Linked DNA regions of Homo sapiens: region 1 is linked to region 2. Evidence: chromatin loops called from intact Hi-C (ENCODE). Cell type or tissue: PC-3. All regions are shown on one strand. Links, peaks and the distances in the headings refer to the core of each region. The heading gives the core; the rest is flanking DNA.

Region 1 (2,803 bases), core at 22-2,521, 280 kb before region 2:
CTGGAGGGAAGTTGCCGCAGCCGCCCGGGCCGCCGGCCCTCCTGTCCCGCGCCAGGTCAGTGCGCCCCGGGGCCCGCCCAGTGACACGTAGGTGGCCTCCGGTTACCTGGGTCGGGGTGGGTGCGCGGGAGGGCTTGCGAGGGGCCCTCGAAATTCTCCCAAAACCTCGTCCCGCTGGACTTGCACCTCCGAGGGGTCCCTGCGCCCCTGGGGCTCCGCACCTCTCGCTTCCCACTGACGACTCGGTTGTCCCCCACCACCGGGCTGAGGACTTTTAACTAAGTTTCTGTCCAGCCGCCTAACAAACGTGCTTAACAAGTAACAGGAGGTTGTAAGGCAAGGGAGGGACCTGGCTTTGAAAGTTGATGGTTTTGAAATCGACGGCTCCTTTGACTTGCGTAGGACTCCTTTGTGGTGAATGGATTTAAAGTTTATTCTTGTTTTTCTTTGCTGCCATTTGGTCTTTGCAATGTTAAGAGTGAAGGCATTCAGGACTTGCTGCTGCCTGCTGTCTGGGGCCTGAGGTTGTGGCTCTCCGCTTCTGCTCTCCTCTCTTCATTTTTGTTGAAATCCGTGGATTTTTTCATAAATGTGGGTGCTGGCTTGTTTCACTATGGACGCGTCGTTTCCTATGGGGTTAGATAGATATTGGTAAACATAAATATTGAAAATGTGATGATCACATATTGATGATCACAGCGAAATCCTCTATTCCTTCAGGCTCTAACAGTTTGTTTTTCACGTATTTGCATAAGTGTGTTTGCTCAGCTAAGCATAATTGGTAAGCCAGAGGTCTGTGATTCAGAGTCTGCAGTTCTGGTTAAGGGGAGACTGTACACTTGGAAAATGCGAAGTTTTTTAAGAAGTTATTCCCTTGCCGGATAGAAGAGTGGGTCCCAAGGAAAAAGGGTGTATTTTAGAGGTATGGTTATTTGAACCAAACTAAACATCATTAAAATACACAGGGAGGTAGAATGTCACCTAGTTCTTTCTGCCCTTGATTTCCATATCCCAGTAGGAGCGAGTATAATTGCCCCAAATGCAAAATTATGAATAATAATCAGCATTGTAAGTATATTAAGGTTGCATTTTTTTCTTGATACTTGTCTGATTTGAGGATAAAAACACCAAGTGGCAAGAGAAGGAGGTAGCTTGAGGCAGGAAGGCACGGGCGAGGAGCGAGGAGGGAAGGCTGGGTTGTCATCATCCGAGCCCGCAAGGTACACCACGTCCCCTAGCGGCGCGACCTCAGCCAGTCGGGTCAGCTCAGATCCTGGTCTCCGTCTCCCCATCCGGAAAATGGAAGGGGTTGGTGATCGTTGCTGTTCCTTCCAGCTTCCCAAATAGCGAGAAACCGGTGGGAGGTTATCTTATTGTGTTAGAGCAGTAGGAAAAGGTAGGAGGGGGAAGTGAGAGGTCCAGAGGGCCAGGAAGATGGAAGAAAACAAGCAACAGAGGATGCTTGGAGGAGAAAAATTCTTGAGCTGGGAGCTCATTTCCTCTTTTTTTTTTTTTTTTCCTTTCCTCAAGGGACTCAATAATACTTCCCCCACCTCAGATCAATCTCTTGTTACCTTTATTATTTAAAGCTTGTGAGTTTGCTTAGCTAATGCACTAGGGTGAGGTCAAGGTGATCCTTGCAGTCTGACTTCTACTAGGCATCACTTGACTCATTTGCATCATTGTCTCTCAAGGGAACAGCTCCTGCCCAGGTCTGTGGGCACTCAGCATGGATTTCAGTCTCCCTGTGAGTGATGGGAAAGAACTAACAGAGGTAAGAATGTAAGTGGCAGCCCTTTCGAAACTTCTATTTTTGTTCAAACCTAATATTTTCCAAAAAGTGATTTGATTTTTTTGTTGTTTCAAATTATACCGTAGGCTGCAAGGTTTTACTGAATCTATTCCATTAGTGACCTACTGGAACGTTCAAAGAATAAAAATCTCACTTGCTCAGTGTTTTTGATACACAGTGACATTCAGTCTGAAGTAAGTGATATTTAGGGCCAAGAATCATTTCAAATGCTTAGTATGGAAAGTTGCAATCTGGGCAGAATACACTGTATCATTTTCACTGGGAAGCTCCAAGTATTCAGCAGATAACAGAACTTTCAGAATTTAGTTTGAGGTCAAGATTTTAATGTCTGTGTTTGATGTGTGGCCTGTCTTCCTTTTCTTTGATGTTTTGGTATCAATATGCCTACACCCTTGAGGAACATTATTTATTGTAAAAGCTGAACTGTGATGTAATAAAAACTTAAACATAAGCTCTTGGTTTAAAGTCCAATAGTCTTCTCTGGCCTTAAGTCAGCATCATACTACTGTTTGGTTTCTTATTTTTACATATCATGTTACCCTCTTATTTAAATATCCCGGGCCAGGTGTGGTGGCTTATGCCTGTAATCTCAACACTTTGGGAGGCTGAGGCAGGACGATCGCTTGAAGCCAGGAGTTTGAGACCAACCTGGGCAACATAGTGAGACTCTGTCTCTATAAAAAAAATAGAAACATTAGCTGGGTATGGTGGCATGTGCGTGTAGTCTCAGCTACTTGGGAGGCGGAGGAGGGAGGATGGCTTCAGCCCAGGATTCAAGGCTGCAGTGAGCTGTGATTGTGCCATTGCACTACAGCCTGGGTGACAGAGAGACTCTGTCTCTTAAAAAAAAAAATCTTAGGGAAAACTATTATGGATGTCTTAGAAAGTTGAGAGAAAAGGAGGTAATTCTATTTCAGCAAACAATTATTGAATTCCTTCCATGTGGTAGATGCAAGGATGGTGAAAAGGAAGCTCCAGAAAGAACTGCAA
Region 2 (2,803 bases), core at 86-2,585:
ACTGCAGAACATCTGGTAGCAATTTAATGTGGCTACTGGCTGTTACTCATTTATCCTTTTCCCTTTTATTAAGAACAAAAACAAAATGACTTTAATTAATTTAAAACCAGAGAAAGCCAGCATGGAATGCCAGGGATGGTGTCTGTTTTGTTGATAAGAACACTCTTTACCTATGATGGTTGAAGCACTGAGTGGTAAAGCAAATTACGTGCTACTGCTCTGTTACCAAGTCTCAAGAATTATCTCCAACATTGGGAGGAAACAGGAGTGTGGCTATCAGACATGAGAAAGAGCATGAAACATGTCAGTACATTCAATCAGCTATACTGATTATGAAATAGTGTTCAAAGTTCCATTTTTTTTTTCTGTAGTAGTGTGAAACATCACCTCTTTTGAAATAAGAAAAATAAAACCATGTGGTTCATCTGGGGAGTTTGGGAGACTCCAGTATTACCACATCAGATTTTTCCCTCCTGCTCAGTTTTGATACTACTTGTATTCATGTGACTTTTAAATTTAGTGACCAAAAGGCTTAGACCCTGAGGTCGATTCAAAGAAGGGGCAATATAGAAAGTGGGGGTTGTTGGTAGAATGGGGAGCGGCTTACATTAGAGGGGTGTGTGACCATAGGCTCGTCCCTGTACTCTGAGACTGGATAAACATGGATAGAACCATGGACTGCACTCTCTGATGAAGGACCTGTTGGTGCCATTGAGAATGGGAAATACAAATATGTATTTTATTTCTCTCTCTCTCTCTCTCTCTTTTTTTTTTTTTTCCTTTTTGAGATGAAGTCTCACTCTATTGCTCAGGCTGGAGTGCCGTGGTGCAGTGGTGCAATTTCAGCTCATTGCAGCCTCCATCTCCCAGGTGCAAGTGACTCTCATGCCTCGGCCTCCCAAGTAGCTGGGATTACAGGCATGCGTCACCATACCTGGCTAATTTTTGTATTTTTTAGTAGAGATGGAGTTTCACCATGTTGCCCAAGCTGGTCTCGAACTCCTGACTTCAGGTGATCTGCCCACCTCGGACTCCCAAAGTGTTGGGGTTACAGGTGTGAGTCACCACACCCGGCCTGTATTTTTCTCTTCTGAATCCCTGTGTCCATTTTCATGGTCTCCGGCTGTTTTAGGACTATGCTCACTATTGGTATCATAGGCTGTCTTGCTTTCTTCCACAGGGCTGAGGGTTCTGATGACAAAGAGAAGCATCTTGCCAAATGCCCAGCATCCTGGCAAGTTTACTTTGCAACTTGAGGCTTTATGGGGTTGTGACTGGAGGGGAAATGCAACTTCCTGGTTCATAGGGAGAGGTTCCAAAAGTTTTTCTGACTCCTTTTGATGACTAACAGTAAATGTAAATGAGTCAGAAAGAAATATATCACATTTCTAAAACAATGCATAAGGATTTGGGCAGACACATGGAAGGGTTTTGGAAAAATGAAGCCTGATCTTTATTTTTTGTTGTCCTTCAAACACTAGAAATATCATTAGACATAATCCTAAGCATAAGCATAAGATCAGCTTTTTCCATTTCCAGTTTTCCTGCTGGGAAGAGCAAATAAACAGATGGAGTAGAAATTTCAAAGGGAAACACGAGGAACATGACAGAGGGGGCTGTTGACTACTAGGGGTACTAGTCACATAGGGGAGGATGGAGATGGTTAAATGAGACAGCAGAGTTTGGCATTAAGGAAGCATTGCCAGAATGGCAAAAGAGGCGCCATGTCTGACTTGAAGTTCTGGACTTCTGGCCAGCCTCATCGGATGCCGAGAGAGGGGCCAAAAGCAGAAATGGAGAAAGCAGATACCATACTTGAGTTCTGGGAGATCTGGGGAGCATAAGGCCATGCTTCTTTCAAATGACCCTGAATGAAAGAGGCTCCAAGGATCCCTTTTTCATCGAAGTAGCCTCATTTCCCTAAAATATCAGTCCACGGAGCACCCCAGTGTTGGGAGGTAGTTTCCTCAGTGATTCCAGAGGGACCTTCATGGGGCTTCTAGCAGGTCTAACTCACAAGAGCAGGTCAAAGAGGAAGAGAAAATGGAAGTTGTCTCATGGGAGTTCAGAAGTCTTATTCAATCACACTCATGACACACCCTTATTAGGTCTGCCTCGGGAAATTTTGGGAAAAGTCGAGGAGTGTCAAGTCCCCTAATAATCAGTGAGAATCAACCAGACAAACAAATCAGGGGTTGGACAAAAGGGTCTTATTCCAGGGAATAACACTAGATGTGTAGCAATTTTTTAATTAATAGGCATGTTTCTCATTTATCATATCCACTCTAGACCTTTTTAGTCTTTTCCATTTTTCAGTTTTCGAGTAACAACTCTCATTTCTTTACTTGACTCCGAACATCGTGCAGCACTATGATTCTGTATATGGTCAGATTTAATTGTTGCCTTTGTGGTTCAGAAGAGCAAAGTCCCAGGTCCCAGTTATAGGTTAACCCTCTCCTTATGCTGCCTTCTCTACCTCTACCCAAGTTCCTTGGGTAGCTACTGTAAACATACCCCTGTCCAGAGTGGCTTCAAGCCTCACTTCCAGGGTCCCCAACTTCTCCCCACTCTAAAGCTGACCTCCATCGCACTGCCATTGTCAAGCTCATGAAAAGTCATAGCTGGTTCTAGTCTACACAACCATTATTCCTACAGAGATAACTGCTCTTCATAGGCACTCACCTCTGCTGCTGCAGCAGATTGCAAGTTGCTCTCTGCTGCCACATGCCAATCTTTGCATTGCTCCCACCATCCCTTCCCCCATGCAAATTCCACTGTTATTTTTCCTGGGTGGCCATTGCTG

The links. Hi-C counts contacts between places; a loop is a spot of excess contacts. Peaks named below come from ENCODE experiments on the same cell type or tissue, not always from the same donor. Only the 100,000 strongest peaks of a DNase experiment are listed, where the experiment ranks them.
Region 1: a loop joins it to region 2, with 5 times the contacts of the local background. A loop is called at or near these places in 12 of 110 quality-filtered maps.

What each region holds. Positions count from the first base shown.
Region 1 is chr9:111,035,093-111,037,895 of GRCh38, reverse strand. It overlaps LPAR1 (lysophosphatidic acid receptor 1), which reads left to right. Exons shown (of 6, transcript NM_001351411.2): 2 at 1,695-1,774. LOC124902248 (a long non-coding RNA gene) reads right to left here and starts at 968. Exons shown (of 2, transcript XR_007061732.1): 1 at 107-968. In PC-3, for the core only: CTCF peaks have their summits at 1,069 and 1,270; no DNase peak of the experiment used is centred there; H3K4me3 peaks cover 2,500 bases; H3K27ac peaks cover 2,500 bases.
Region 2 is chr9:110,751,422-110,754,224 of GRCh38, reverse strand. The region is part of intron 7 of MUSK (muscle associated receptor tyrosine kinase); the gene reads right to left. Among named protein-coding and RNA genes, the nearest start is that of MUSK, 84 kb to the right of the region's middle. RefSeq lists a silencer at 1,122-1,416. In PC-3, for the core only: no CTCF peak of the experiment used is centred there; a DNase peak (open chromatin) is centred at 1,244; H3K27ac peaks cover 2,500 bases.